Linked DNA regions of Homo sapiens: all the other regions are linked to region 1. Evidence: read pairs that join two places in POLR2A ChIA-PET (ENCODE). Cell type or tissue: OCI-LY7. All regions are shown on one strand. Region 1 overlaps LOC105374247 (a long non-coding RNA gene). Region 2 overlaps MCF2L2 (MCF.2 cell line derived transforming sequence-like 2). Region 3 has its middle 23 kb from the start of KLHL6. Region 4 overlaps EIF2B5 (eukaryotic translation initiation factor 2B subunit epsilon).

The links. Peaks named below come from ENCODE experiments on the same cell type or tissue, not always from the same donor. Only the 100,000 strongest peaks of a DNase experiment are listed, where the experiment ranks them.
Region 2: POLR2A ChIA-PET joins it to region 1 with 7 read pairs; 3 of 35 experiments call an interaction of 5 or more read pairs at or near these places.
Region 3: POLR2A ChIA-PET joins it to region 1 with 5 read pairs; 1 of 35 experiments calls an interaction of 5 or more read pairs at or near these places.
Region 4: POLR2A ChIA-PET joins it to region 1 with 7 read pairs; 1 of 35 experiments calls an interaction of 5 or more read pairs at or near these places.

The regions. Positions count from the first base shown.
Region 1 is chr3:183,113,845-183,118,844 of GRCh38, forward strand. LOC105374247 (a long non-coding RNA gene) reads left to right here. Exons shown (of 3, transcript XR_924772.3): 3 at 153-409. It also overlaps a transcript of MCCC1 not described here. Among named protein-coding and RNA genes, the nearest start is that of MCCC1, 17 kb to the left of the region's middle. In OCI-LY7, no CTCF peak of the experiment used is centred here; DNase peaks (open chromatin) are centred at 777 and 2,377; H3K4me3 peaks cover 2,489 bases; H3K27ac peaks cover 1,861 bases.
Region 2 is chr3:183,256,070-183,261,069 of GRCh38, forward strand. The region is part of intron 15 of MCF2L2 (MCF.2 cell line derived transforming sequence-like 2); the gene reads right to left. All of the region lies in intron 1 of B3GNT5 (UDP-GlcNAc:betaGal beta-1,3-N-acetylglucosaminyltransferase 5), which reads left to right. It also overlaps the pseudogene RNA5SP151. Among named protein-coding and RNA genes, the nearest start is that of B3GNT5, 5.3 kb to the left of the region's middle. In OCI-LY7, no CTCF peak of the experiment used is centred here; no DNase peak of the experiment used is centred here.
Region 3 is chr3:183,576,056-183,581,055 of GRCh38, forward strand. No RefSeq gene overlaps it. Among named protein-coding and RNA genes, the nearest start is that of KLHL6, 23 kb to the left of the region's middle. RefSeq lists an enhancer at 3,946-4,195 and a silencer at 4,866-5,000. In OCI-LY7, no CTCF peak of the experiment used is centred here; DNase peaks (open chromatin) are centred at 596, 2,326, 4,106, 4,526 and 2 weaker places; H3K4me3 peaks cover 4,724 bases; H3K27ac peaks cover 5,000 bases.
Region 4 is chr3:184,142,953-184,147,952 of GRCh38, forward strand. EIF2B5 (eukaryotic translation initiation factor 2B subunit epsilon) reads left to right here. Exons shown (of 16, transcript NM_003907.3): 12 at 100-190; 13 at 490-613; 14 at 1,147-1,272; 15 at 1,645-1,755; 16 at 1,932-2,359. The coding sequence ends at 1,991. Among named protein-coding and RNA genes, the nearest start is that of DVL3, 9.9 kb to the right of the region's middle. RefSeq lists a silencer at 2,390-2,439. In OCI-LY7, CTCF peaks have their summits at 2,476 (motif pointing right) and 2,685; a DNase peak (open chromatin) is centred at 2,459.

The DNA.
Region 1 (5,000 bases):
TCAAAAATACAGGCAAAATAACCCAGGGCTTGCAACTGGCATCAGAAGTGCAGAGCGGGTGGGGAGCTGTCTTGGGGGGTGAGCCCTCAACCCGTGGGTGTAATGCCCAACCTTGTTTTTTCCTTATTCACCAGGCCTTGTTTCTCCCTTAGCTAAGAGAACAAGACAAACTCCATCTTGGCTCTTTCACTGGCAGCCTCTTCCTCAAGGACTTAACTTGTGCAAGCTGACTCCCAGCACATCCAAGAATGCAATTAACGGATAAGATACTGTGGCGAGCTATATCCGCAGTGCCCAAGAATTCGTCTGATTGATAACGCCCAAAGCCCTGTGTCTATCACCTTGTAATAGTCTTAAAGCCCCTGCACCTGGAACTGTTTACTTTCCTGTAACCATTTATCCTTTTACCTTTTTGACTACTTAACTTCTGTAAAATTGTTTTAACTAGACCCCCCGCCCCCCTTCCTAAACCAAGATGTAAAAGTTAATCAAGCCCCTTTCTTGGGGCCAAATTTTGAGCGTTAGCCGTCTCTCGGTCGCTGGCTAATAAAGGACTTTTAATTCATCTCAAAGTGTGGCGTTTTTCTAACTCGCTCGGGTACAACATGGGATCTGATGCTGTCTCCAGGCAGTGTCAGAATTGAATTGAAGGAAGCCATCTGGTGTCCACTGCAGAACTGATGGCTTGCTCGGTATTTGAGGGTGGGGAGAAACATACACATTTGATCACAGCAGTTTTCTGTGTTGATTGTTATGGTGTGAAAGAAGAAGTAAGACAGTATTTTCCTCTCAAGTCCCTTTGGGGGAAGAAGGGGAAGAATCTTCACAGGCTCTTCCTCCTAGAGAGCAAGCCACTTATTCAGACAGTGACTCTAGATCTAAAAATTGCCTCGGTTCTGGAAACGGAGCAAGGAATCGTGGTGTTTTATTGGAGTGACCACCCTTAGCCTCCTGCCTCTCCACTGTCTGTTGTTGTTGCTGTTGCTTTAGATGTTAAGCAGGACCCATGCTGGCTGCCCCTGTATTTTGCTCCTAGGGATTCCCTGCTCCATTAACCACATCCACAGTCCTGCAAACCAAGCTCCTTTGGATGCCCCTCTACCTTGCCAGTTGTTATGGTAATGACAGTCTCCCGGCTCGTGGTGCTAAATGCTGCCGCCTGGCTTTGTTTCAGGGGACCCATCATTCCCACACTCCCAGTTCTGGGACCTCTCTCCTACCAACTGTGTTACAAAAAAGAGCCACACCAACGTGCCCAGGGATGCCGGCACCCCTCTGACGGCCTTGATAAAAGATGTATCCTAAGCCCTCTCATGGAAAACAATCCTCTAGCATGTCTTCTGACCTTACTAAAACACATCAATTCAACACTCTCCTCAACCTCCTTATTCCTTCCTCTGCCATCTGCCAGGGCCACCCAGGCATCTCCGCTTTGCTTAGAATTGGCTATCATTTCTTCCAGGCTTCTAAGAGCCATCTCAGCAAGTGTCCATTCCCTGGAGTTCTTGCTGGGTGTTAAATACCATGTTCAAGAATCTACCCTGAGGTCAGTGAATTCTTGCTCACCCAGATTTACCTTTTGGCTCTATTGACCAAGCACCTTCAAAATCCAACCCCAGGAGTACTCACCTGGGTCCAGCCTGTCCGTGCCAGCGGATTCTTGCCATTTTGGGTGTGTGTTGTCTCTTCCCCTACTTATGTTACCAGAGAGAAGGTCCTAAATGCTGCCAGGTGCGGTGGCCCACGCCCGTAATCCCAGCACTTTGGGAGGCTGAGGTGGGTGGATCATCTGAGGTCAGGAGTTGGAGACCAGCCTGGCCAACATGGTGAAACTCCATCTCTACTAAAAATACAAAAATTAGCTGGGCATGGTGTTGGGCGCCTGTAATCCCAGCTACTCGGGAGGCTGAGGTGGAAGAATCGCTTGAACCCGGGAGGCGGAAGTTGCAGTGAGCCGAGATCACGCCACTGCACTCCAGCCTGAGTGACAAGAGCAAAACTCCATCTCAAATTAAAAAAAAAAAGTCCTAAATGTGATGTCCAGGTTCTTGGCGTATTGGACAAATAGTTGAACACAACACCACGGAGTGGGCACAGATTTATTGAAGACGGTCACAGAGTGGGAGTGGGCTCGAGCAAGCAGTTGCTGAAGAGCCCCCTCAAGTAGGGTTTTTTTTAAATTAAGCTAGAAAGAACCCAGCAAAACCCCTAGGAAACCCTCAGAAGCCTCCAATTGGCCACACCCCATGAAGGACTGGCCGGCGGCCAATGGGGGGCTAAAGGGGCTTGTTGTCATGGGAGCGAGGATGTGATCTATATGCTGCACCTGCGGCTCTCCTGCTCATGCGCACTGACTGCACCCGCTGTTCCCCTGCCCATGCGCACTGACTGCACCCGCTGTTCCCCTGCCGGTGCAGACTGGCTGCACCTGCTGTTCCCCTACCCGTGCGCACTGGCTGCACCTGCTGTTCCCCTGCCCGTGAGGACTGGCTGCACCTGCTTTTCCCCTGCCCGTGCGGACTGGCTGCGCCTGCTATTCCCCTGCCCTTGCGGACTGGCTGCGCCTGCTGTTTCCCTGCCCGTGCGCACTGACTGCGCCTGCTGTTCCCCTGCCCGTGCGGACTGGCTGCACCTACTGTTCCCCTGCCCGTGCGCACTGGCTGCACTTGCTGAAACCCTGCTAACCCCAATTTCCCGATTCTCCTGCCTCAATCAGGCCCAGCATGTGTTCAGCTGCATTTTCATACTAGTTCTCAGCCTGGCAAGGAGGAGAAGAGGTGAGGCAACTCCTGAGGGGTCACCTCTTGCCTTGTGAGAGAGGCTTCAGTAGCATCTTCCAGAAAACTGATGTGCTAGCACGAAGTAGGGAAGGCTGGGCTACATCTGAAATCCCAGAGGCTCTGGGCTTTTGCAGAGTCAAATATCACTGGCGGAATCCATCTCAGTGCCCCTGAGCTATGGTTCAGGATCCCGGATTTCCCCACCAGGGCCCTGCACTTTGTATACCAGACCTGCCTGCACCAGACACTCAAATCTCTTTGAGGCTCTGTAGACTTGCAATTTTTTTTTTTTTTTTTGAAACAGGGTCTTGCCCTGTCACCCAGGCTGGAGTGCAGTGGTGAGATTACTGCTCACTGCAGCCTTGATCTCCTGGGCTCAAGCTATCCTCCCACCGCAGCCTCCCGAATATCTGGGACCACAGGTGAGCACCACCATGCCCAGCTAATTTTTTAACTTTTTGTAGAGACAGGAGTCTCTCTATGTTGCTCACGCTGGTCTCAATCTCCTGGGCTCAAGCAATCCTCCCACCTGAGCCACTCAAGGTGCTGGTATTACAGGCATGCGCCATCAAGCCCAGCTTGCAATTAGATTTTTGACCAGCTGTTCAAAACCGAGTCTGTCTTGCCACTGCGGAAGATAATGCCTGTTTTGTAAGCTGCTCCCAAGGCTCTCCTACTCTCATATTTGGTGATTCACTGCTTGTTAACAGCCCTCAGTCTGTTATTCCCCTGCAGGGCCATCAACACAATTTAGTAGGACAGCCCATTCTGCTGTCTTGGTAGGCATTGTTCTCCCATATTGTTAAATGCTTGTGAAATCACACCTGCTACAGCATTCCCCTCCAAAAGCATCTTTTCTCAGGTCACCACCAATGAAATCGTTAGCAACTGAGCTGCCACCCAGGTCCAGGAACTATCTGCGTCCACCTATCAACCAGGACAGTATCCCCTCATCTGCTGGGTGATGGGTGAGCCAGTTCCAAATCCCCTTCCTACTGCCTCTTTTCTTGGGGCACTTTCAGCACCACTTACGTTAGTCTGGGACTTTAAAGAAAAAGATGCCAAGATGGGATTAACCATGCCAGACTTTATCAGGTGAAAAGTCTGTGGGAGAAAATGGTGAGGGAGCCAAGGTGCTGGAGAGTTTTCAGACCATGATGCCAGCTTGAACTTGCATGAAGGAGAAAGGGAAAGAGCACTGGGCAGAAGCATTTCTGCCGTGCAGTCTGGGGAAGTTCTGGCAGTTGAGAAGTTCTCAAGCCAAAGTCAGCTGTCAGATGAGGACAATGTGTCCCGGGAATGGTTTCACCTTAGTATCCCTGCATGCTCAGTCATTGTCTGGGAGCTGCCTGTGGAAGATGCTTGTGGCTTTGGGGCAAACGTGGCAATAGCTCTCTCTCTTTTTTTTTGAGATGGAGTCTCGCTCTGTCACCCAGGCTGGAGTGCAGTGGCACTATCTTGCCTCACTGCAACCTCCGCCTGCCAGGTTCAAGCAATTCTCCTGCCTCAGCCTACTGAGTAGCTGGGATTACAGGTGTGCACCACCATGCCTGGCTGACTTTTTTTTTTTGAGACAGTCTCACTCTGTTGTCAGGCTGGAGTGCAGTGGCACTATCTTGGCTCACTGCAACCTCCGCCTCCTGGTTTCAAGAGATTTTCCTGCCCCAGCCTCCCGAGTAGCTGGGACTACAGGTGTGCACCACCACACCCAGCTAATTTTTTTATTTTTAGTAGAGACGGGGTTTCCCCATGTTGGCCAGGATAGTCTCGATCTCTTGACCTTGCGATCCACCCGCCTCCGCCTCCAAAAGTGCTGGGATTACAGGTGTGAGCCACCGCGCCCAGCCGGTAATGTCTTTTAAAACTGTCCAATTAAAAGTGTCCATCCAATAGCTAGTGAAGCTACAGAGGCAGGTGAGTATAGAACAAGCTTATAATCAGAGCTATCTTAACAGGAAGTGTGGGTAGGGACTCCTGGCAGGTGGTGAGAATAGATGGAGGCCAGGAGATCCTGCTGCCTTGAAAGATTCCTCTTGCTAATCTTGTGCTCAGGCCTAAAACCTCACACATAAAACTTTATGCCTTTGTTTTGTTGTCGATGTTGAGACAGAGTCTCACTCTGTCACCCAGGCTGGAGTGCAGTGGCGCTATCTCAACTCACTGTAACCTCCGCTCCCTGGGTTCAAGCAATTCTCATGCCCCAGACTCCCGAATAGATGG
Region 2 (5,000 bases), 140 kb after region 1:
AAATGTCCCCTATTCAGGGGGAATTTTATATATGCTGAAGTAAATAGATCTCAGCTTTGAATTTTTATAATACATTATGCCTTTTCTGAAATATTTCCATAGCCATTATTTTAATGCATTGTTAGAATAACCTTGTAAGGAGAGGAATTCATTGTATCTGTGTTCCAGAAACTGAGGCACAGTAAATTACAAGAGCTCTGCCCTTTGATATCGAATCTCTGTGAGCGAAGATGTAACCAGAACAGTGTAAATCTAGAATTACTTTCCTTACGGTATGCAATATCTAATTATTATGTATTAGTTTACATATATATAGGGGATGTAAGAATCTTTATATTTAAAGGATAAGAAACTTGATCAGGTGAGATACAAGATTTGAATAAAAAAGCGATTTTTTAGAAACATTTTAATTCTACAAATTCAGTTGCTGGCTTTGATATGTAACTTATTCAGATTTCTCTTCCATAGAAGGCTTTAACACTAGAAGCCAGTTCTCTACAAAAGAGAATGTTCTACCAAGTGTGTAGGCAACAAAGCCCAAAAGTTCAAGTTCAAAATACTGTTCTACAGCCTAAGATCCACCTAATATTTCAGATTTGACTCTTTTGCTCCTTTCCTATAACTTCCTATAACTTTTTCATAGTGCTCTAAGCAAAGTAAGTTCAAGGATGGACTCACCTCAAGTTTCCTTCTCTTACTTTAGAGGACCATATAATCTTATACCTGTGTCATCCTAATTGAAATGTATTTTAAGTGCTTGTGGGAACAAGAATAACGGAAGACCGTTATTCCATTAATGGAATAATGGGGAACATGAGAAGGACCATATTCAGTCAATTAGGGATGATACTTCTGCCTCAACAGTATTTGCGATGTGTTAAATGGCCCTTAGCCATCAGATCAGTATTTTTAAAAACTCCTACCTAATTAATGTTTTTTGAGAAGAAGCATATTATGAGTATAGCTCAGTATTCTAAAAAGAAAAAAACCTGAAAAAAAAATCAGCCATCCATTAACTAACCCATCCTGGTAAAGCTACACAAACAGATTCTAGAGAAAGGAAATTTGCACAGATGGAACATCTAATCTGGACTGACATTGTCAACAAGTTATCTCAAATGATCCTGAGAAAACACTGGTACATGGTTTAGAGACAAGTCGAGCTCATGTGACTAGTAAATGGAGAGGCACAGTATACATCTACTTTTGTTGGCATTTAAACACTCTCGGCTTTTTTACTCTCTTTCACCACCATCAGGTCCAGATTCCAGCTTGCACTGGAATATTTATTGACCCTTTGATAGAAGAGCTACACCTGAAACATCTCTGAAGTCTTTTTAGCATCCTATCCTGCCCATGGCCTACTACACAGTATGTGATAAGTTAATGTTTGTTGAATTAGTTAAATATACGTATTAACCTACTTTCAGGGCTGCCCGCTGTAATGCCTAGAATAGGGCAGGCACTTAATAAATGGTAGTTAACTTAGACTAAATGTTGATCCACCAAGACAGAAACATGTTACATATACCTCTTGTTTTACACCATCTTCTACTTTTTGTACCTCTGTGTTATAAACCCTCTATCAAGTGTTGCTTCTAAAGACAATGTCCAGAATGGGACGTAGGAACTGCCACTGGGCAACAGGCAGACACTGGGTTATATCGTCATCCTGTTTCTGAATCCTGGTTTTTCTTATTATTATTCAACCACAGCTAAACTTTCTGATCTCCTTTTTTCCGTTTTTTCCCTTTACCCTAACTTCTAGCCAAACTAAGTGATTTGACATTTCCCCACTCAAGCCACAACTTTTTCTCTTATGTGCTTAAAAAAAATTCCTGCGTAGTCTCTCTTGGAATGTCTTATTCCTTGCTCCCTCCACTTCACCCTTTTTTTTTTTTTTTTTTTTTTTTTTTGAGACGGAGTCTCGCTCTGTTGCCCAGGCTGGAGTGCAATGGTGCCATCTCGGCTCACCGCAACCTCCGCCTCCTGGGTTCAAGCGATTCTCCTGCTTCAGCCTCCCGAGTAGCTGGGATTACAGGCATGCTCCACCACACCCAGCTAATTTTTGTGTTTTTAGTAGAGATGGGGTTTCACCATGTTAGCCAGGATGGTCTTGATCTCCCGACCTCCTGATCCGCCCGCCTCGGCCTCCCAAAGTGCTGGGATTACAGGCATGAGCCACCGCACCCGGCCCACTTCACCCTTTAAGCCAGTTGAAATGCTCCTTGCCCTACTCCTCCCTTCTCCTTTTCTTTCTCCCATCCAAGTACTAACCAGGCCCAACCCTGCTTAGCTTCTGAGATCAGCCAGGATCAGGTGCATTCAGCGGGGTATGGCTGTAGACTTCTCTTTCTGAGCTGTGTCTTCCTCCTTTCCTCCCCAAACCCACATTTGAATTCTGTTCTAGCTCCTGCTCATTTGCCACCTCTCCCACAAAGCCTTCCCCAGTTTCCATCTTCTCCCTGCTTCCCTCATCTCAGAGGAAAGCTCTTCATTCACAGAGCACCTGGTTTGGGGTCCATAGTTTGTTGTCCCTCAGTATCCTTGGGGAATTAGTCCCAGGACACCACCCCCCCGCCCCTGATATCCATGCATGCTCAAGTCCCTTATATAAAATGGTACAGCATTTATATTATAACCTATGCAATATTCCCATGTACTCTTTTTTTTTATTTTTATGTGTTTAGAGATGGGTCTCACTCTGTTGTCCAGGCTAGAGTGCAGAGGCATGTAGCCTTGAGCTCCTGAGTCAAATGATCCTCCTGCCTCCGCCTCCCAAGTAGTTGGGATTACAAGTATGAGCTACCACACCTGGCCCATGTACTTTAAATCATCTCTAGATTACTTATAATAACTAATGCAATATAAATGCTATGTAAACAATTGTTACACGGTATTGTTTAGTGCATAATGACAAGAAAAAAATGTGCATGTTCAGTACAGACACGACCATAAATTTTTTTTTCAAATGTTTTTGATCTGTAGTTGGTTGAATCTGAGGATGCGGAACCCATGAACGTACACGACCAACTGCATATGGGTTTCTAATAACAGATTTGTGGATGAAGCCCACCCAACATAATGCAACATTTCAAATGTATCTTAGTCAGTTTTTCTGGGGCAAAGCCAGCCTAACAAATCTCAAGAATGTTTGAAAAATTCTAGCTTGAGTGAACGTTGTTCTTCTAGTGACTCAAATAAAGCAGTCATTGTGTCTGAGGAGTCCTAGTGGGGTGGCAGGGGTGGGGCTAGGAGTAGTGGCTGTTTGTAGCATGTTTTATATCACATTAAAGGGCTGGGTATGCATTTTAGGCAATAATTCTTACTCTTATTGATAGGAGAACTTGTATTTTTTATTCATCTACCTTATGATGGATAACTGGTTTACATCTCTTCATCAGGTTTACTTCTTACGTGTCATTTTATGAGCTGACTTTGAATATATCTTCAGATTTTCCCTGCCTTTACACATGAAAACGGTTTTGATACAGCTTTTTCATTAGAGAATGGCAGCTTTTCCAGGCCAGGGTGTCTGTGTCTGACTCCTCGCCTTTCATTTTACCCAATACTTGCTTAAAACATCCTCCCTGAGTCCGGTACTTTTTTGCCTCCTCTCCTTCCTTCCACCCCACCTCTTTTTGTCACCCTCCTGCGACTTTGGATCTCCATCCTTGGAGTCCCTGAATCTTTTTTGTGGTTGAAAGACTACACCCAAAGGACACAGACTGATGAGGTCACTTCTGCCCACTGTCTAGTACTAGTGAGACCAAGAAGAAGAAGGAGGGAAAACTGAAATGGAAGGTTTGAAAAAGAGTGTGTTAGTGAAGGAAGTAAGAACAGTGCTAACAGAATGCAGCAAAACAGAAATGACTTCACACTTCTGGCAGTGAAGCAAATTCTCATCCATCTTGGGTTGCTTCTCTTGACCCTGCCCACCTCCTCCCCTGCCCTCCCCTCCCGATGAGAACTGCAGGAACACCTGTGCCCATGCCAAGGAAAAAGGGCAGGTGAGGAACACAGGGATGGGGCTGGGACTCACAAGCTGCTCTAAGCTGCCACAGGGTCTGGAATTTGTTGACATTACATGGTTAACTCGGTATCTCGATGCCTCAGTATCTTCTGCAAAATGTGGAGGGAGATCCTTTCTTCCTCAAAGGTTGTTGTAAGGCTTAAAGAGCTACCACATTCGTAAGGCATTTGGAACAGGGCCTGGTATATAGTAGACATACCCATGGTAGTAACTGTTGCTAGACTGGGTAAAAGGAGAAGTTTCTTAAGTAGGCAAGAAAAAAACTGACAACAGTTATATTTAAAAGAGCAAGCAACCGTGTCAGCCCAAACAAGTGTGTTGCAAGAATGAGCACAGAGGGCCAAGCTCAGAAAAGCGAGTGTTTGACCTCTCTGAGACCTCCTTTATATGTCAGCTTTTTTATTTGTTTCAAATTTTGCATAATCAAACTGGTTACTGGGAATTATTGAGTTCATATAACTTCCCTAAAATCTAAGAATAATCTATAATCCCATGCCACCAGTCCCGTTAATAAAGACTTAGGGTCTGTCTTTACCCATTTGTTCATTTGAAATTCCCCGTCTTTACTTCCCCCATAACCAGGAAACAGATCTACACCCATGTTTAACTTATAAAGAGATATAAGTGAGTTTACATAGGTGGAGATCTTGTACCTGGATTCACATTGTAGGTTTTATTACCCAGCTTTCCCCTCTATCCCAAAGCCATGATTGCCATAGTGGAATTTAAAGTCTTTGGACTAACACTGAATCAAGAACTAACTCTACAAATGTATTCTCTGCAGGAGGATAAGAATTCCAAATGGCTTCTAATTGTTGCCCATGGCTTGAAATAAAGTTCCATATAGCTAAAGCCCCAGCACAAAAACACTTGAAGACAGCCATTAGGTAGAATTTCTTTTCTTTTTTAGAGGTCTTATATTGGAAATGTAACAGTTGCAAAGATATCTAATGTTTCACCTTAAAAT
Region 3 (5,000 bases), 460 kb after region 1:
AACAGAGGGAAACTCCATCTCAAAAAAATAAATAAATAAAAAGAAAGAAAAGAAAGAAACCATCCAGGTGATTGTAATGCTCACTTAAGTTTGAGAACCACTGGCTTAACGTTTAAGATGAAGGGCCCTGGAACTAGCCTGCGTAGATTTAAAGCCAAGCTCTGCCACTTTCTCGCTGTGTAAACTTGGGCAAGTTGCCTAACCACTGTATCCTTTAGTTTCCTATCTGTAAAATAATAATAATAACAATGACAAATTTTTTTAAATTACAATAGATAAATAGATATAAGCAACTTCTTAGGATTATTGTTAGATTCTTAGGATTATTCTTAGAATGAAGTGAATTGGATAAATGCTTTATGTCAGGGTCCAGTTAGGAGATGGAAAACAGATGAGTTGTTTTAACAGTGAGAATTTAACACAGAGAATGCTTAGCTAGGTAATAAAGAATGAACGATGTAACTGAAAAAGCAAAAAGAGAACAATAAGCTATCACAGAGGTAAAAACTGCAGGAAGCAGCTTGTAGGGCTGAGAGAACAAAGGGAAGAGGTTGCCGTTATTAAGACTTAGAAGCTCAGAGGGGAGTCCCATGGGACTGAGACACAGACTTCTGAGGATGAGGTACCGGCTGGCTGTCAGCCATCTCTTCAGAGATGCAATGAGGCTGGCTTTGCCAATTGGAAAAACTGCAAGCTGGATTGAACTGCTTCTGCTAGACTGAAGAAGCAGCATTGCTGGATGATAGTGACAGGCACAGGAAGTCAACCAGAAATAAATGGAAAGCCAACGGGAAAACGTCCCTTCTTTCTCATCCAGTCCTGCAACCTCCCTCTAATGGTCCTTTATTAATAGAGCCTAACAGGAAGAAGGGGACAAAGGAAAAATGCAGTTTGCAGAGTTCCAGCCCCTGCATCACACAGCCAAATATAGAAGAGTGGGAGACAAGTTTGAAGCTGAGGGACAAGAGTTTCATCGCTGACACAGTGCTCAATAATTGTTAGTTATTCTAATAATCACTAGTATCAGAATTTTATTTCCATTACACACATTTTTATAATATAATGAGGGCAAGGTACAGTCAATTATTTAAATAATTGAACACACATACAGGATCACTGCTAAAGCTGAACTAATGGCTGGCAGGCTGGAACAAAACCATGTGGCAGGTCATTTGTCCACTGATACACAGCAATGTATCGGTGGCCTTCGAAATTAACCTATGAAAAGCCACCATGTAATATGCATGTGTGATATGTACGGGGTATAAGAAAACTTAAAATTTGCAAATCAAGGAATCAGCGAGTAGTACCTCTATTTTATAGCTCAGGAAATGAGGGAGAGATTGTTCACCCAAGTCATGCAGCCAGTAAGTGGCAGAGCAGGGATTTGAGCTGAGGTCTGATTCCCTGTGCCTCTCTCTATTTCCTCTCTGTTGAATGAAGATGAGTAGCTATCCCACAGAGCTATTAGGAGGACTAAAGAAGTTAATGCATGTAATGGGTTTGGCACATAGCCTGGCATATTATAGAGAGTTCAACAAATGTTGGCCATTGTTAGAATTCCAAGCCTGGAGTTGTTTCTATCATACCAGGCTATCCCATACATGCGTTCATTGTCAAAACTTTACAGCATTTGCAGGATCGAACTGCAAAGAAGAAGAGAGATGAAGTTGGAAAAAAATGCCTTTAAAAATTCTTTTAATCGTAATCTATTTGCTACCAAATCTTTCTGAGGGCAATCATTCATTGTGGACTCTCAATTATAGACAAATACTTATTGAGTACCAGCCATATATACAGTAATTGCTGGAGACGTAACACTGAGACGGTCACAGCCCCACCTTCAAGCGTCTCATCGTCTCTTTGGGGACTTAGGCGGCAGAGATGATGCAGAGTGAGGGCTGTGATGGAGGGCATACTGGATGCTCCGGGAGCCTGTAACAGGGGAACCTGACCTAGACTCGAGGAAGCCAGAGAAAGCTTTCATGGAGGAAGTTACATCTAAGTTGAAAGCTGAAAGACATAGGAGAGTGTTAAGCATTCTAAACAAAGGGACCAACGTGAAAAAAAGAAAATGCTTAGAGGGAAGAGGGAGCAAGAGGCATTCAGAGATCTAAAGGAAGCTGATTGTGGCATGGAGGTTGGGGTGGCCAACAGGTAAAACTGGAGAGGTCCCAGAGCCTGTTCCTGAAGGAATATGTGAGCCACAGGACCCTGGGCATGAACTGGAGGGCAGTGTAGGACGCTGGTCTTTAAGAAAGCCAGTGACAATCAGATGTACACTTAAGATCTACCCTGGCTATGGTGTGGAGGATGGCTTGAAGTGAGGTAAGACAAGAGGTGAGGAAATCAGAAAGCTGCTTCCTGCTGCCCACAGATGAGAGAAGACAGAGCTCTGAAATAGGGAAGGGGCTGAGGGGATGGAGGAAAGTGAATGGATTCAAGAAATATTTAAAAGGTAGAGCTGATGGGATTCGGTAAATGATGCAACCTGGGGAGCAAGGGACAAGGTAGGAAAAAACGGAGAAATCAAGGAAAACATCCAAGTTTCTACTTTGGGCATTGGACAGATGGTGATATCCTTTACTGAAGGTGCAGGAGGCAGAGCAAGTTTGAGGAAGGAGATGATGGGTTTACATTTAGACAAGTTGAGTCTGAAGTATACAAGGGTCATCTCGATGATGAAGAACTGTAGGTAACTGGATTCTCTCTAAGCCATCACATGTCTCAGTATCCCACTTCAACTGGTGACCACGGTCCTCCTCTCTAAGCCGCAGAGCTCTCCATAAACCAACCAAGAAGTGCTTTGAGTACCACCTGTTGTCTAGATATTATTAGCCTCTCATTTTAATAACTAATAATTTTAAATTTGCTCTTCTCCAAAATTCATCCTAAGTGAGAACAGGATGTGGGTACACCCAACAGATAATTAGGTATGTACTCTCACTCGATTTAAAGAGAAACGATTGTGGCTTTTCTAATTCAATTAGGTTTTTGTTTCTTTCTTTCTTTTTTGAGATGGAGTCTTGCTCTGTCGCCAGGCTGGAGTGCAGTGGCGCGATCTCGGCTCACTGCAACCTCCGTCTCGTGGGTTCAAATGATTCTCCTGCCTCAGCCTCTTGAGTAGCTAGGACTACAGGTGCCTGCCACCATGCCCAGCAAATTTTTGTGTTTTTAGTAGAGAGGAGGTTTCACCATGTTGGCCAGGATGGTCTCAAACTCTTGACCTCGTGATCCGCCACCACGCCCAGCTAATTTTTGTATTTTTAGTAGAGGCAGAGTGTCACCATGTTGGCCAGACTGGCCTCGGACTGCTGACCCCAGGTCATCCGCCCACTTCAGCTTCCCAAAGGCATAATATATTTTTATCTTTGAAAATGCAATACATTGATAAGGTAAACCCATGTTAATTCAGAAACGTACGGAAATTTGCTCTCCAAAGTTAAATAACATCTGCTAAAGTATTTCAGTTTTCTCAGAGCCACTGAGAACTGATCAATCTCGAGGGATCCATGTGAAGGTACATCCAAGTTTTCCTTGGCCTCTCTCTATGTGGGTACCTGCTTAGGGGCTTCCCACCCCCATTACCATGTCAGGATGGCCAAAGGGGGACAATGATGCCTACCCTCATGTGGCATCATTTACTAAGGTCCTTCAATTGCCTGCTTAGATGCCACCCTTGGGCAAATTTGGGGAAGGTACCTCCAGGTGGATGTGTTAGAAAAAGGCACCCCTGGCCAGGCGCGGTGGCTCATGCCTGTAATCCCAGCACTTTGGGAGGCTGAGGCGGGCGGATCACAAGGTCAGGAGCTCAAGATCAGCCTGACCAACATGGTGAAACCCCGTCTCTTCTAAAAATACAAAAATTAGCCCGGTATGGTGGCTCGTGCCTGTAATCCCAGCTACTCAGGAAGCTGAGGCAGGAGAATCGCTTGAACCCAGGAGGTGGAGGTTGCAGTAAGCCGAGATCACACCATTGCACTCCAGCCTGGGCGACAGAGCAAGACTCCATCTCAGAAAAAAAAGAAAAAGAAAAAGAAAACGAAAACGGCAACCCTTCCTCCCCCGCAGATGCAGCCTCCCTCAAGGGTACACAGCTCAGTGGACCGATTTTAATTCCAGTCCGCCCCCTCAGCATACTCCCACAGGGGGGCCCTGCCACCCACTCCGTGGCCCACTCATTGGGTGCAAAATCCATCCATGCAGTTACATTACAGGTCTTGTAAATTAACACTCATCACTAGGGAAACCAGTTTTCTGGGAAATTAATAAGCTGTATGGAAATCATTTCCTAAGATTCCGGCGGCAGCCACAGAAACTTAAGCATGATTCAAACTCCTCAAATCTCTTCCAAGATTGCAACTTATTTCCTCCAAATAACTCTGTAACTCTTCAAAACCTGTGACTTCACCAAGCTCTCGGCAGTACAGAAATGGAAAATGAGCAGTCTCCAGTCGTGCGGTTTGAAACTAAGGCGCTGCGCCTCCCTGGATAAGTATCAAGGTCAGTGTTCCGACAACTTGCCAAAGTTCTATCACTCAGGAAGTGCAGTCTACTGGCCTTTGAGTGCCTCAGAGCTTAAGTTCCCAATAAGTCACTTTTCTCAAGAAGCAGGTCAACAAATCCCCTCATCCTAGTCACTCACTATCTTAAAATAAGCTAATCTCTATATCCTTTGACTTCAACTACCTCCATATGTCCATAAACTGGTAATGGTTCAGAGTTCAGGCATAAGGAAAATGCAGAATCTTAAGCATTTCCTCCAACACATCATTCAATAAACCTGACTTGAAATGTGGCCTGGTGTCAGCTGGAGTAGCTCTGCTCCTTTAAGGTCTAGATAAAACAGGTTGCAATCCCATTCCTGTGTCCTGTGGAAAGTCCAGGACTCTCCCTGAGATTTCTGCAAATGGGGCAGGGCAGGGAGGACTGTGCACACAGCTCCTGCAGCTCTCAGTCCCAGCCTCCTCTGCATTGAGGGTCTCCATTCTGTCCCCACG
Region 4 (5,000 bases), 1.0 Mb after region 1:
TACGTTCCTCAGAAAGGGTTTGGTATCGAGTCAAGACTAGATGACTTAGAGCATTCTGAATGATGTTGGCCCATGAACTTATCCTTGCTTTGATTTCAGTGTTCCAGAATGAAGTTTTAGGAACACTACAGCGGGGCAAAGAGGAGAACATTTCTTGTGACAATCTCGTCCTGGAAATCAACTCTCTCAAGTAAGAGCAGCCCCTCCCTGTTCTCCTCGGGGTGATCCCGGGAAGGTAGAGGCTTTCTCGTAAGTGTTTTGTCTCCAAATAGGAACCTATTCCTTCGACATCCCAAATGGAAAGACCAGTAGTATTTGGAGCAAGGAGAGCATTATTAAGTTCTAGCCTCAGCATAGACTTTCTCCTTCCTAAACCCTCCCCTTCCATATTGTTCCATCCAGATTCCTCTCCAATGTCTATCAAAGTCATAGTTCTAAGCCTGCTGAAAGGCCAGTGAAGGCCCTGGTGTCACCCCAGTCTCCCCACAGGTATGCCTATAACATAAGTCTAAAGGAGGTGATGCAGGTACTGAGCCACGTGGTCCTGGAGTTCCCCCTGCAACAGATGGATTCCCCGCTTGACTCAAGCCGCTACTGTGCCCTGCTGCTTCCTGTGAGCAAAGATTGGAGCTGAGTACAAGGGATTGGGTACAGGCAAAGGAAATCAGGAGTAGACTGTCTTGTTATATTGGGTGTATGTCACTTCTGGTTCCTTTTTCCTTGCCTCTGGAAGCTGGTTGGGCTCTAGAGCAGCCTTGGCTGGTTCAGAGGGGTCAGATTGAGTTCAATACTGACTGGCCTTTGAGACTCCAGGATTTCATACCATCCTAGGCCCACAAAGGTATATTCAGAATGGACCTGGACATTCAGACTCTATGGCAGCAATTTGACCCAACACAAGATCAGCCTCTGGGGTGGGAATAGGTATTTTGAGGCAGCCTATAGCATCTGATCCCCTTTCACCTTCCCTAAGGAATCTCTTTTTCCCAAACCCTGTCAACAACTCCCAAGTCCCTCTGACATAATTCCACAGAACCTGTATCATCTCCCTTTTGTCCACCCATGTCATCAGTATGGATTTGCTTGGATGTCCAGGTATAGGTGAATGCTTAGGAATATACTGCAGCTCCCTTCTTTCTTCCATAGCTGCTAAAGGCCTGGAGCCCTGTTTTTAGGAACTACATAAAGCGCGCAGCCGACCATTTGGAAGCGTTAGCAGCCATTGAGGACTTCTTCCTAGAGCATGAAGCTCTTGGTATTTCCATGGCCAAGGTGAATATGACCTCAAGCCCCATTCTTCTGCACTTGCTTTCAAACGAGGGTTGGTGACCCCCTTGGGAGACATAAAATAGAAGCTAATGTGAATCCAGTATGGACCATCCACTCCCAATATGCTTATTGCTAGAATAGTACAGCTTGGAGCCGGACTAATAAGGTAGCCATCTGGGGGGTGGTCTGGAAATGTGCAAAGCTCTCCCCAGCAATAGTTCCAGAAGTTAGACCTGCCCCAGGAGCAGAGCGAACAGCTCACTCTTGTCCGTTTTGGAGGAGGCTACTCAGTGCATAGAGGGATCTGAGGGCCTGGTAGAGTATCCTGCTGGACTTTCCAAGGCCCCTGAGGTCCCCTTTATTGGCCTTTTGCAGGTACTGATGGCTTTCTACCAGCTGGAGATCCTGGCTGAGGAAACAATTCTGAGCTGGTTCAGCCAAAGAGATACAACTGACAAGGGCCAGCAGTTGCGCAAGAATCAACAGGTGCGTCAGGCTGTCCTCCTCTCGCCAAGATGGTTATCTCATTCCCAGGTCCTGGCCCCTAGACTCTAGGGTGGTTGGTTTCTGGGGCTCTGGTTGTTAGAGCTGTTTATCTGCCGAGGGGAGCAGGAGAGTTATGTGCACCTCCCCCAGCCGATCTCTCCTCTGCTTCTTTACAGCTGCAGAGGTTCATCCAGTGGCTAAAAGAGGCAGAAGAGGAGTCATCTGAAGATGACTGAAGTCACACTGCCTGCTCCTTTGGGTGTGATTGAGTGCCCTCCTGGCTCCTGGGCTGGGACAAGTGAGGAACTAGCTGCAGAGGGATGAGTGACCACCATCCAGGCTGAGACTGAAAGGAGCAGAGGCTGGAACTACAGTATTCTTTCCCCTGCTAGCAACCATGTGCCTCCCATCCTGACTGTGGAGTTGGGATGTGGAAGTGGGGCTGGAACAAAGCTTCTGCCTAGGGAGGAGCTAAGCAGGCCCGGCAGTTGGAGGAAGGCCAGAGGAACAGCTTTGTGCTCCGGCTTTCCCTCAGGGAACAGCAGAGAGCAGTTGGCTCTTTCTGCTGCTTGTATATGTTAATATTAAAAGAGAGAGTGGTGTATTTGGTTTGTCTCCATCCCTGACTAATCAGCCAGTGAAGTATGTGACCAGAATCACATGATAGCCTTTCCTTAACACCTGGGGGAGAGGGAGGACGGGTGTGCCAGCCACTAGGTGGTACTGTGGTACCTTGCTAATTAACCTTTCCCATGGCTCATGGGTAGTGGAGGGCGGAGGTTCTTTTCCAGCCTCTGTGGACCAACTTGTGATCCTGGGGTGGTGTGCCTAAGCCCGTTTCCATAGAGTCCCATTTTGAACACTTTTCTGCCAGAGGATTATGTTGCCAACCATATGTAAAGCCCATTAGACATGCCAGTTCCTTTCACATGCCTTTTCCAGTTGATCTGGTACTCGTTCTGTCAGGAAGCTGGGCCACGCTTCATCAGAAATAAGGAAATCAGCTCAAGGTCACATGACTCTTGAGGGGTAAAGCTAAGGACTTGACCCTCAGAATCCAGAACTCTGTCCTTCAGCGTATTGTGTTTCAGTGAAGGGAAAATTGGCCCCACAGACAAATATAACCCAGAGCCAGTAATGGAGGTCCCAAGAACACAGGAAGGCCATGTGAAGGGTGCTTTCCCTTGAGAGTGTTTACTATGTGACAGGCAAGCAGTTTTCACATATTGTTTCATTTAATCCTCACATGAGCCCCATGAAGTCTTATCCCCATTTTCAGATAAGGTGCCTGAAGCTCACAGAGCTTCCCTAGCTAGTAACTGACAGAGCCAGGTGTGATATTGGACTCTTGACCTGGAGCTTGTTACTTTGCTGTATTGCTTTAACCTTAACCAAAAGAGACATGCCTTTCTGTCTTTTCTTTTTGAGTTCCTTGTCTTCATATAGAGTGAGTCAACAATTCTGGCCGCGTGCAGTGGCTCACGCCTGTAATCCCAGCACCTTGGGAGGCTGAGGCAGGCGGATCACCTGAGGCGAAGAGTTCGAGACCAACATAGCGAAACCCCATCTCTACAAAAATACAAAAATTAGCTGGGCATTGTGGCAGGCGCCTGAAATCCCAGCTACTCAGGAGGCTGAAGCAGGGAGAATTGCTTGAACCTGGGAGGCGGAGGTTGCAGTGAGCCGAGATTGTGCCACTGCACTCCAGCCTTGGTGATGGAGCGAGACCCTGCCTCAAAACAATATAATAATAATAATTTCCTTTAGTGGTACTTAAACGGTGGCTAATGTGACTGTTGTAACAAGTGATGCTCTACCCCCCCATCCCTACCGTCCCAGATGTTACAGAACAAATGGTTGCCTTTATTCATTTTAGTTGGATAGAAAGACATAAACTGGCCTAGGCGCGGTGGCTTACGCCTGTAATCCCAGCACTTTGGGAGGCTGAGGTGGGCAGATCAGCTGAGGTCAGGAGTCTGAGACAAGCCTGGCCAACATGGTGAAACCCTGTCTCTACTAAAAATACAAAAATTAGCCAGGCGTGGTGGTGGGTGCCTGTAATCTCAGCCGCTCGGGAGGCTGAGGCAGGAGAATCGCTTGAACCCAAGAGACGGAGGTTGCAGTGAGCTGAGATCACACTATTGCATTCCAGCCTGGGCGACAAGTGAAACTCTGTCTCAAAAAAAAGGATATAAACTGAGGATGGGCTGACTGAAGTCAGCTTGTGGGTATGAAGGCATCACTGGAAAAGGAAAAGACAGGCTGGCCAGGGTTTGGCTTAATTTTCTAGTAAATCTCAGTTTCTGTCTTGTTAGGTATAGGATCTAGTGTCTAGTATGAAGATTCTGGCATTATGGCATGGACCTAGTACAGTGAGACATCCCTGTATCTGTACTGAATGTATAGCAGAAATCAGAAGTAGTCTACAGAGCTTTTTCAGAAAGAGAGATTACTTCCAGTTAGGGTGATTAGGGAAGGCTTTACAGAAATTTGATGCTGGAGTGGCCTAAAAAATAGAAGAGGCTGGAAGCATGCATTAAAAGCAAAACAAAAACTTTCCAGTTAAATACGGAAAATTAAACACATGAGCCTTTATGCCCCCTCCAAAAATTCTATTGAAATACCAGTAAAGGAATTATTTTAAAAAGGCACGTGCTGGCTGGGCTCAGTGGCTCACACCTGTAATCCCAGCACTTTGGGAGGCCGAGGCAGGTGAATCACCTGAGGTCAGGAGTTCAAGACCACCCTGGCCAACATAGTGGACCCCCGTCTCTATTAAAAATACAAAAAAGCCAGGCGTGGTAGCTTATGCCTGTAATCCCAGCACTTTGGGAGGTCAAGGTGGGTGGATCCCCTGAGGTCAGGAGTTCGAGACCAGCCTGGCCAACATGATGAAACCCCCATCTCTACTAAAAATAGAAAAATTAGCTGGGCCTGGTGGCAGGTGCCTGTAATCCCAGCTACTCAGGAGGCTGAGGAAGGAGAATCGCTTGAATCTGGGAGGTGGAGGTTGCAGTGAGCCGAGATCGCGCCATTGCACTCCAGCCTGGGGGACAAGAGCGAGACTTCATCTCAAAAAAAAAACCAAAAAACACAAAAGTTTAGCCGGGCATGGTGGGGGGCACCTGTAATCCCAGCTACTCAGGAGGCTGAGGAAGGAGAATTGCTTGAACCCAGGAGGCGGAGGTTGCAGTGAGCCGAGATCATGCCATTGCACTCCAACCTGGGTGACAAGAGCGAAACTC